2 separate regions of the Homo sapiens genome follow, and region 1 is linked to region 2. Evidence: read pairs that join two places in POLR2A ChIA-PET (ENCODE). Cell type or tissue: endothelial cell of umbilical vein. All regions are shown on one strand. Links, peaks and the distances in the headings refer to the core of each region. The heading gives the core; the rest is flanking DNA.

Region 1 (5,369 bases), core at 296-5,295, 88 kb after region 2:
GGCCGAGGCGGGTGGATCACGAGGTCAGGAGTTTGAGACCAGCCTGACCAACATGGTGAAACCCTGTCTCTCCTAAAAATACAAAAAAATTAGCCGGGTTTGGTGACAGGTGCCTGTAATCCCAGCTGCTCAGGAAGCTGAGGCAGGAGAATCTCTTGAACTCAGGAGACGAAGGCTGCAGTGAGCCGAGATCGCGCCACTGCATTCCAGCCTGGGCAACAGAGGGAGACTCTGTCTCAAAAAAAAGAAAAAAGAAAAGCCCTGTCCCCGTCAGCAGTCACTCCCCATTTCCCTTCCCCCACCCCAGGCAGCCACTAATCTGCTTCCTGTCTCTACGGATTTGCCTGTTCAGGGCATTTCATATCAATGAAATCATACACCATGTGGCCTTTTGTGTCTGGCTTCTCTCACTCAGCATATTTTTGGAGTTCATCCACGTTGTAGCATGGAGCAGTGCTTCATTCCTTTTCACAGCTGCGTAATATTCCATTGCTGGATGGACCACGTTTTGTTTATCTGTTCATTCGTTGACAGACACCCAAGTTGCTTCCACCTTTTGGCCGTTGTGAACAGTGCTGCTGTGAACATGCATGCACACATCTTTGTGTGAACACCCACCTTCAATTCTTTTGGGGATATTCCCCAAGAATACACCAACGAATACCAAAATCCTTTTGAGTATATGAGTTACCACTTCAGGGTGGAGCTGCTATGGTATATGGTAATTTTTTTATTTTATTTATTTATTTTTGAGATGGAGTCTTACTCTGTTGCCCAGGCTGGAGTGCAGTAGTGCAATCTTGGCTCACTGCAACCTCTGCCTCCCGGGTTCAAGCAATTCTCCTGCCTCAGCCTCCCGAGTAGCTGGGACTTACAGGTGCACACTATCACATCCAGCTAGTTTTCTTGTATTTTTAGGAGAGATGGAATTTCATTGTGTTGTCCAGGCTGGTCTTGAACTCTTTACCTCAAGCGATCCGACTGCCTCAGCCTCCCAAAGTGCTGAGATTACAGGCGCGAGCCACCGCACCCGGCCATGATATGTTATAAGGTAATTCTATGTTGCACTTTTTTCTTTTTTATTGAGACAGGGTCTTGCTCTGTCACCCATGCTGGAGCGCAGTGGTGCAATCATGGCTCACTGCAGCTTCAACCTCCTGGGTTCAAGCCATCTTCCCGCCTCAGCCTCCCAAGTAGCTGGGACAACAGGTGCATGCCACCACTCCTGGCTAATTTTTTTATTCTATGTTTCACTTTTTGAGGAACCCTCCTGATTTTGGCCCTGGCAGAATTAAGGCTGAATTATCCACACTCCCTCGGACGCACCTGCTGTCCACAGCTCCCCCAACTCCCTGATGGCGGCCCCCAGGAACAATCCTCAAACTGCACCAGCTCTTTCAGCTCTCACCTTCCTTATCTGTACATCAGCCGTGGTGACAATGTAAGGAGATGATGTCAGAAAAGGCCCCAGCTGTGGCCTGGCAGCTCAAATGAAAATCATTGTTCCCCTACCCCACCCCCAACCCAGGTAGGGTTGACAGATTAAACACAGGACGCCCTACTCAAATGCGAACATCAGATAAACAATGAATTCTTTTTTTTAGTATAAGTATATCCCATTCCATGCACTATTCGAGATATACTTCTACTAAAAAAAAAACTTGTTGTTTATCTGAAATTCCAATTTAATGGAGTGTCCTGCGTTTTACTTGCAAAACCTGGTAAGCAGCCTTTGTAACAGTTGGTTCTCACAGACAGGCAGAAATTGAAGGGGATGCTAGGTTTTCTGTTTGTTTGTTTGTTTCTTTTGACACAGAGTCTTGCTCTGTCGCCCAGGCTGGAGTGCAGTGGTGCGATCTTGGCTCACTGCAACCTCCGCCTCCTGGGTTCAAGCGATTCTCCTGCCTCAGCCTCCCAAGTAGCTGGAACTCCAGGCATGTGTCACCATGCCTGGCTAATTTTTTGTATTTTTAGTAGAGACGGGGTTTCACCATGTTAGCCAGGAAGGTCTTGATCTCCTGACCTCGTGATCCCCCCACCTCAGCCTCCTAAAATGCTGGCATTACAGGTGTGAGCCACCACGCCCGGCTGATGCTAGGTATTTCAGACCCCAAGTCACCCATCCACCCATCCAGCCTGTCACCCAGGCTGGAGTGCAATGGTGGTGATCTGGACTCACTGCAGCCTCGACCTCCTGGGTTCAAGCCATCCTCCCACCTCAGCCTCCCAGGTAGCTGGAACCACAGGTGCATGCTCTTATGCCTGGCTAATTTTTGTATTTTTTTGTAGAGATGAGCTCTTGCTATGTTGCCCACCTGCTGGGACTCAATCCACCAAGTAGATGTCTCCAATTCTCCACCATTCCCCAAGACAAGTCTGGTGACAAAGAATTGGTTCAGAACCTGGGAAGTCTTTGAAGGTCCACTTTTGTCAGATGACACATGATCTAAATTGGTCCCCAACCCCAGGCCGCCGGAAAGGCTAGTGAGCATGGGGTGAGCATAGAATCACCGCTCTATGAAAACATGCCTCCCTCAGCCCTGCCTCCTGGGCCACCGAGGTCTGATTCACGCTTCCTCGTATTCAAACAGAGTCGGTGCAGCTGGAAGCAACCCTGCCAGGGGTAAGTCAGCCAGTGCAGGTAACATTTCTCCCCCTCGATTTTTCCCAGAACCCGGCTCCGGGCCCAACACAGGATGCCTGGGGGATGTCAGAGGATTCTAAGTGAGGAAACCCCTGCCGTCCATTGCTGTTCTGTTCCCCCAGGGACGCTTTGTCCAGGGCCCACCGATCCATCACACATACAAGGCCCAGGGCCCTGGAATGTTTAAGAGCCCACAAAAAAATAGCCTTTTTTTTTTTTTTTGAGACAGAGTCTCACTCTGTCGCCCAGGCTGGAGGGTAGTGGTGCAATCTTGGCTCACTGCAACCTCCACCTCCCGGGTTCAGGCGATTCTCCTACCTCAGCCTCCCAAGTAGCTGTGATTACAGGCACGTGCCACCACACCCAGCTAATTTTTATATTTTTAGTAAAGATAGGGTTTCACCATGTTGGCCAGGCTGGTCTCGAACATCTGAGCTCAGGTGATCTGCCCGCCTTGGCCTCCCAAAGTGCTGGGATTACAGGCATAAGCCACCACGTCCGGCCACACTGTATGTTTTTGAATGTTAGGAGGGACAGAGGATCCCATATCCAGCATGTACCGGGAGATACAACCCATTTCTCAGATGACAAAACTGAGGCTGAGAAAAGAGAAACAACTTGACCGAGCTCTAGGCTATTGTTCTCTAAAAAACTTTTGTGGGGACAGTGATTTTTTTTTTTAAGAGACAGGGTCTCATTCTGTTGCCCAGGCTGGAGTACAATGATGCAATTGTAGCTCACTGCAGCCTCGAACTTCTGGGCTCACGTGATCTTCCGCCTTCAGCCTCCTGAGTAGCTGGGATTACAGGTGCATGCCACCATACTTAGCCACTTAGCTTTTTTTTTTTAATTTTATTTTTATTTTTTATTTTTGTAGAGATGGGATCCTGCTATGTTGCCCAGGCTGACCTTGAACTCCTGGTCTCAAGTAATCCTCTCATCTCAGCCTCCCAAAGTGCTGGGAGTGCAGACATGAGCCCCCGTTCCCAGCTTGATTTTGTATCTTTTTGATGCTCTGGGCTCTGTGGGGTGTAAGCTATAGATACTTTTCTTTGTAGATAAAGTGCCTGCAACTTACATTTAGTTTCAGGGGGTCCATGAACCCCTCTGAAGCTCACACAGGGGAACAATCCTGGGTCCAGATCAAAGCCTGTGAAATCAGTTTAAATCGTGGCTCAGCCAAGGATCAACCGTGCCTCAGTTTTCCTCCTCCAGCACATCACTATAGAGTGGTGGAAATATTACTGGCTCTCCGAGTCCCAAAAACTAAGGAGGATCCATGCAGGGCCTGGCATATACTGGGTTTTCAATAAACAGTTTTCTTCTCCCCTGTCAGCCTGATGCTCCACAAACTCTCAAACACACACACACACACACACACACACGTGTGAGCATGAGCCTGAAAAAACACAGCTGGCCATTTCATTGATAGATTGACTTTTGTTATTATTATCTTTAGTAGAGACAAATTCTCACTATGTTGCCCAGGCTGGTCTTGAACCCCTGGGCTCAAGCAATCCTCCTGCCTCGGCCTCCCAAAGTGCTGGGATTACAGGTGTGAGCCACCGCGCCTGGCCAAGCTGGCCATTTTATTTATTTATTTATTTATTTGTTGTTATTATTATTATTATTATTATTATTATTATTATTATTTGAGACAGAGTGTTGCTCTGTTGCCCAGGCTGGAGTACAGTGGCGCAATCTTGGCTCACTGTAACCTCTGCCTCCCGGGTTCAAGCAATTCTCCTGCCTCAGCCTCCCGAGTAGCTGGGGTTATAGGCACCCGCCACCACGTCCAGCTAATTTTTGTATTTTTAGTAGAGACAGAATTTTACCATGTTTGTCAAGCTGGTCTCAAACTCTTGAGCTCAAGCGATCCTCCTGCTTCGGCCTCCCAAAGTGCTGGGATGATGGGCATGAGTCACCGCGCCTAGCCAAGCTGGCCATTTTGGACTCAAGACCTTCACATTTATTCCTGAGGAAAGGGAAAAAAAAAAAAAAAAGAAGGAAAACTCCCTCTCACTACACATAGTTTCAAAAACTGCCCTTTCAGTGGAAAAGTTTTTTACGTCTTAAGAAAAACCTGATTGTTTAAAGTCAGGTCTGCAGTAAACGGGCGGCTATTTTTAAGTGCTTGGGGACATATGTCTGCAACCCATGGAAAGAAGAGAAGCCGTTTGTCTTGGGAGCTTGTCCAGAATGACTGGAGTGACGTGGAGTGCGGGGTTGGAGGTGGGAGTGGGGGGGACACGAGCTGTCAGCCTGCCAGAAGCACAAAAAAACTCCCAAAATATTCCAGAACATTCCTTCTCGAGTCGTCAGAAATCATACTATCCGGGCCGCGCCTCAAAGTTCCCACTCAGCAAGCAGTTGTTTTCCGTTTCATTTTCCCTCTTCTTTTTTTTTTCCCCTCAAATCACATTTGTTTTTCCACAATCGAAGGCGCTCACACACATCTCGCCCTGAAATTCAGACACACTGTTCTCACCTAGAATTGTAAACAGCAACCTCTCCACCCCCTCCCGTGGCCGGGTGTTTGGGTGATGCTGGAAAAATCTTCTAAAGGCAGGGAGAAAAAAAGGGAGTTTTCCAAAAATCGACACAGGGCTTACGTTACACAGAGTTTATGCAATCAGCCCCTGGAAACAACTAGACGGGCCTCCCCAGCTGCAGAGGCTCTGAGTAGCAATAAAGTCGTGAGAAGGGAAAGTCAGCCTTTGGCAAG
Region 2 (5,369 bases), core at 278-5,277:
GAGATGGGAGAGAGGGACCAAGGGGACCACTTCAGTTCCAACCAGGAGCCACCGTGAGGAGACCGTAGCCCAGAGAGGCATGATCAGACCTGCCTTTCAGAAAGCTCCCCAAGGCAGCCGTGGGCTTCCTTCCCTTCCTCTGCAACCATGATGCCCTTTCTTATTCCACGACCCACGGACCTCCTGTTTCCAAAGTCAGCCTCGTGAGCCGACTGCATTTAATCAACAATAAAGCACACTGAGAAATTCATGGCCACGTGTCTGGTCACCGAGGACACCAGCGTGGCCACACTGGGCTGGGAGGAAGCTGTCCTAGTAGGAAGCTTCTCCGCTTTATCTAACTGGCTTCTCAGCAGCTTCTGACACCACTAACCACCTCCTCTTCAGTGCTCCCTTCCGCTTCCAGGAGGCTGCGCTCTGGGGGGTTTCCTCCTGTTTCTTGCACTGCCTACTTTCCTCCTTTTCTGCCCTCCCCAGGGCTGTGGAGCGGCTCAGGCCTACGCGTGCCTCCCCATGCTGTCACTCTTCCCAGGTGGGCTTTGACTCATGTCCATGGGCCAGTGACTCTCAATTTTGTTCACAGCATTTCTCTGGAGATCTAGTGGCCTCTGAGACACCAGAGAGGTCCCGCCGCCACCATAAATTCAGCATTCTTCTAAATGCACTCCCTGTACCTGCTCTCTTTCCATTTCAGTGATGCCATCACCCATTCAGCCATCTGCACAAGAGACCTGGACGTTATCCTCGCCTCCTTTGTCTCCTCACCCCTGTTTTCACTCCACAAATGTTTACTGAGCACCTACTATGGTCCAGGCCCCTTTCTGGGTGCTGGAAAACAGCTGTGAATGAGACAGGAGTAGTTGCTGTTCTCAGGGGATGTCAGACAGTAAAGGAGGATAGAAATAAATGTTTAATGCACCAGGTGATAGGGATAAAGCAGGGGTCAGGGTTCAGAGGGATGGGACATGATCTCAGCCAGAGCAAGCAGGGAGGATTTCTTTTTTTTTTTTTTTTTTTTTTTTTTTTGAGATGGAGTTACGTTCTGTCAGCCAAGCTGGAGTGCAATGGCACAATCTCGGCTCACTGCAACCTCTGCCTCCCAGGTTCAAGTGATTCTCCTGCCTCAGCCTCCCAAGTAGCTGGGACTACAGGCATGCACCACCACGCCTGGCTAATTTTGTATTTTTAGTAGAGACAGGGTTTCACCATATTGGTCAGGCTGGTCTCAAACTCCTGACTTCAGATGATCCGCCTGCCTCAGCCTCCCAAAGTGCTGGGATTACAGGCGTGAGCCACCGCGCCCAGCTGGGAGGACTTCCTAGAGGAGGTGTTATTTGAGCTGAGGCTTGAGAAATGAGAAGAGCCAGGTCAGGGCAAAGGCCCGAGGTGGGAACAGATGTGGATCACTCAGAGACCAGCTAAGGGGCCAGGCTGGAGCAGAGTGAACCAGGGCAGCGCAGGCAGAGAGGCGTCAGAGGGGCTGTGAGGAGCCAGACCACGCTGGTCCTTGGGAGCCATGGGGACGGGCTTGGGCTTTGTTCTCAGTGCCGGGGAGGCTGGGGTAAGTGGCAGTTCAGCAGTGGGGGAGAGACCCCGTCTGGCTTCTGTGTAGGAAGAGCCCTGTCACCCTTTGTGAGGAAGGACCTGGGGGGTCAAGAGTGACAGCAGGGGGAGGGGCTGTTCCCTCAACACGTCATCACCTGCCTCCCTCCAATCAGTTCCACAGGCCACGAAGCAGACACTAGGAAAGGAAGGTGCCACCCCGCACCACCCCCAGTCTCGCCTTGAGAGAATAAAGGCAGCGTGTGATGAAATGCCAAGTTCTGAGGCAGGTGGTTCCCAGGATGGTCAGCGCCGCAATGGCCTTCTCAGCATGTTGCTGAGTCCTGCAGCTGGCTGTCCTGCAGGCCCCAAGAGCTGCAGCTGCTCCAGGCAGCATCTCCAACCGCAGCCATGCCCAGGCTAGCAAAACTTCCGACCTCCTTTTTATTCTTTAATGAGGTATAATTTACATTAATAACCTGCACTTATCTAAAGTGTACAATTTGATGAGCTCAGTCATGTGGGAAGCCATAACCACACATTCCATCGCCCCCGAAAGCTTCTTCACACCCCTTTGCTGTCTAGCCCCATCCCTAGGCACCCACCGATGTGTTTTTCATCACCATTTTCTAGGATTTTATACACGTGCAGTCATGCAGGATGAGCTCTCGTTTGTCTGGTTTCTCTCAGCCAGCACAGTGATTCTGATGCGCCTGTGTATCGGGAGTCCGATCCCTTCCGTTGCTGAGGCATGCTTCTCATGGTGTGCACGGATACAGTTTGTTTCTAGTTCACCTGCTGAAGGACATTGGCATTGTTTCTAGTCTGGGTCTGTTTCAATTAAAGCTGCTGTTAAGATTCTCGTGCTAGTGTTTGTGCAGACATGTGGTTTCATTTCTCTTGGGTAAATACCAGAGAGAGGAATGACTGGATCGTATGGTAACTCTGGGTTTCACTTTTTGAGAAACTGCCAGACTACACCAAAGTAGTTGTCCCATTTTCCATTCCTATCAGCAGTGGACAGGGGTTCTGGATGCTGTATATCCTGACCCACAGGCTATGAAAGAGAGAGACCAGGAAGAGGGCTTCTCCCTTCAGGCCACCTGTGGACTTCAGTAAATACGAACCTTCAGCGGGAGTGGGCGCCCTGACACAGGCGGGAGAGCAAGGTGCGTTGGCCCGGCAAAGGCTCTGAGAAGGTCTGCATTGAGAGCTTGTGAGGCATTGCTTAACCTGATGTCTCTGGGTGATTCAGTCCTGGACCTTTGCTGCAGAGTTCGCCTCTACCCTCACCCTGCGAAGAACTGCAGTGGCCCCTGTGGGCATTCACACTGGGAGATGCTCTTCTCCAGGAATTCCCTGGGGGATGGAGATCAGAACGGCCTCAAGTCCTGCTCTTTTGCGGATAGTGGCCATGACCGGAGTCCCCAGAGCGAAGCAGGGTGGTGCATCTCACCCCCTGCCCCAAGCCCCCAGATTGTAGAACTGAAAATGCAAGCATCTTTTCTCTTCCTTCCCCACCCCAGGTGCTCATCTGCCGGAACTACCGTGGCGACGTGGACATGTCAGAGGTGGAGCACTTCATGCCCATCCTGATGGAGAAGGAGGAGGAGGGGATGCTGTCGCCCATCCTGGCCCACGGGGGGGTCCGTTTCATGTGGATCAAACACAACAACCTGTATCGTATCCCTTTGCTGGGGGTGCTCCCAGGGGACTCCTGTGTGGGTGTTGGTGTGTGTGCATATCCACACGCCTGCAAGCAGGGCTGGTTTGTGCACAGCGCAAGCATTGGACACAGCCATGCCCTCCTGGAGCTCCCTGCTGCCTGCGGAGACAGGCAGACAATGCACGATGACATGTGTGATGGGTGTGGGGAGAGGAGCAGGTGTGACTTGAACCTCTTCAGCCCAGGGGCCCAGGAAGGGAAATGACACCCTGGAGGAAGCCTGCAGGGAGGCCTGGCTTCTGCCAGCTGGAGGGGTGGGCAGGCACTAGGCGTGGGTGAAGGCTCTGCAGGGAAGAGCCTCATTCCAACAGCTGCACTCGGGGTGGCTGGAGAGGGGGCGTGTAGGGCAGCGAGGCTGGAGTGGTCAGCGGGGTCTGGGGTCTCAAAGAACATCATCTGAAATGTGACAGGAAGTCTCTGGAGGCTTTTAGATGTGTGTCTTCTGGAGGTTTCTGGCTGCTGAGTGGGGCAAGACTGTGGGGACAGGAGAGGACATGGGTAGGTGGGGAGTAGGCTGGGGCCATCGTGCAGGTGGGAGGGGAAGTGGCCTGGACCACGGAGGGGTGGTGGGGTACAGCCCCGCCCAGATCTCAGAGCCCCCCACCCTTCCTGTCCTTGGGCCCATGGGGAGACTTGGCCAAGCCAGTTTCTATCCAGGAGGTCTAACTGGCCACCCCACAGCTTTGGGCAGACCCGCAAGCCCATCTCAGTACCCACACTACTGCGGAAGGGCCTGCTTTGCCACTCACAGCCCGTTTGAGCCCCAGCTCCAGCAGCCATGGGGGATCCCTCACCTTCCCACAGTTCAGTGGGAACAACGACCCCTCACTGCAGGACCATTCGGGTCAGTTGAACTGACTTGTGCATATTGCTCCCAGCAGGCATGGGCTCTGTGCCCTTTCCTGTGTTCTTGGAGACACTTGGGGCCTTGCCAGTACAGTGTGGCCAACGGGCCAGAATATCCGCTGGGAGCCCTTTGGAAATGCAGAATCCCAGGCTCCACCCAGCCCTGCCCCGTCAGAATCTGCATTGTAGGAAGATTTGTTCCTGGTGGCCGGTGTGCACATTCCCATGTGGGCCGTGCTGGCCCAGGGCTCCCTGTGGTGTGCCTCTGTGTAGATTTCACCTGGCTCTGGAAGGCCCTGAGAATAGCTCTGAAGATGATCTTAGGTGGCTTTTTTTTTTTTTTTGAGACAGAGTCTCGCTCTGTCGCCCAGGCTGGAGTGCAGTGGCGCCATCTGGGCTCACTGCAAGCTCCGCCTCCCGGGTTCGCGCTATTCTCCTGCCTCAGCCTCCCGAGTAGCTGGGACTACAGGCGCCCGCCACCACGCCCAGCTAATTTTTTTGTATTTTTTTAGTAGAGACAGGGTTTCACCATGTTAGCCAGGATGGTCTCGATCTCCTGACCTCGTGATCCGCCCGCCTCAGCCTCCCAAAATGCTGGGATTACAGTCGTGAGCCACCGTGCCCGGCCTAGGTGGCTTTTAACCCAGGGAACTGACAGTCCTCTGAAGCCGCCCAGGTATTGGGAGAGGGAGAGGTGGCTGTGGTCTGAGCTCAGCAGGAGCCATCAGATCAGTTTCTGGTTGGGCCCCCACATTTCACACCTGGGCATCTAGGGAAGAGACAGGGAGGGCTCACCCCTCTGGCTTAGTGGACATCGTTTCACCCCCAGCCGGGACAGTGCTCAGCAAGGCCGTGGCTGAGAGGCACCCATGAGAAGGTGAGAGGCCCCCACTGCCCCTGCTTATAAAGCATCTGGGGAGGGCACATTGCCAGGCAGCAGGAGGGAGGCCAGCACTCGTTTGACTGGGCCAGCGTCCCTTTCCTGGGCCCCTGTGCTGTGCTGGGGTGAGGCGGGAAGGGAGAGGATACAGCCCCCACCCTCCCTCCTAGAGCTCACTCCTGGGCAGACGAGCCAGGCAGCACAGATGTGCCATGAACAGGGATGTCCAGGGTGCAGTGCATGGGCCTACAGAGGAAGAACCAGCCTTCTCTGGCGGCCCGGGGACCCATTAGGGAAAAAGGAATAGGAAGCGCCCAGCACACACTGACCCTGGGAGGCAGGGGCTGGCTCCTGTGGCAGAAGGGAACATCTGTG

The links. ChIA-PET counts read pairs that join two places held together with the same protein. Peaks named below come from ENCODE experiments on the same cell type or tissue, not always from the same donor. Only the 100,000 strongest peaks of a DNase experiment are listed, where the experiment ranks them.
Region 1: POLR2A ChIA-PET joins it to region 2 with 8 read pairs; 3 of 35 experiments call an interaction of 5 or more read pairs at or near these places.

The regions. Positions count from the first base shown.
Region 1 is chr19:16,288,352-16,293,720 of GRCh38, forward strand. All of the region lies in intron 1 of KLF2-DT (KLF2 divergent transcript), which reads right to left. Among named protein-coding and RNA genes, the nearest start is that of KLF2-DT, 34 kb to the right of the region's middle. In endothelial cell of umbilical vein, for the core only: no CTCF peak of the experiment used is centred there; DNase peaks (open chromatin) are centred at 2,540 and 5,290; H3K27ac peaks cover 2,325 bases.
Region 2 is chr19:16,200,391-16,205,759 of GRCh38, forward strand. It overlaps AP1M1 (adaptor related protein complex 1 subunit mu 1), which reads left to right. Exons shown (of 12, transcript NM_032493.4): 2 at 3,069-3,225. Among named protein-coding and RNA genes, the nearest start is that of AP1M1, 5.2 kb to the left of the region's middle. RefSeq lists a silencer at 4,038-4,187. In endothelial cell of umbilical vein, for the core only: no CTCF peak of the experiment used is centred there; no DNase peak of the experiment used is centred there.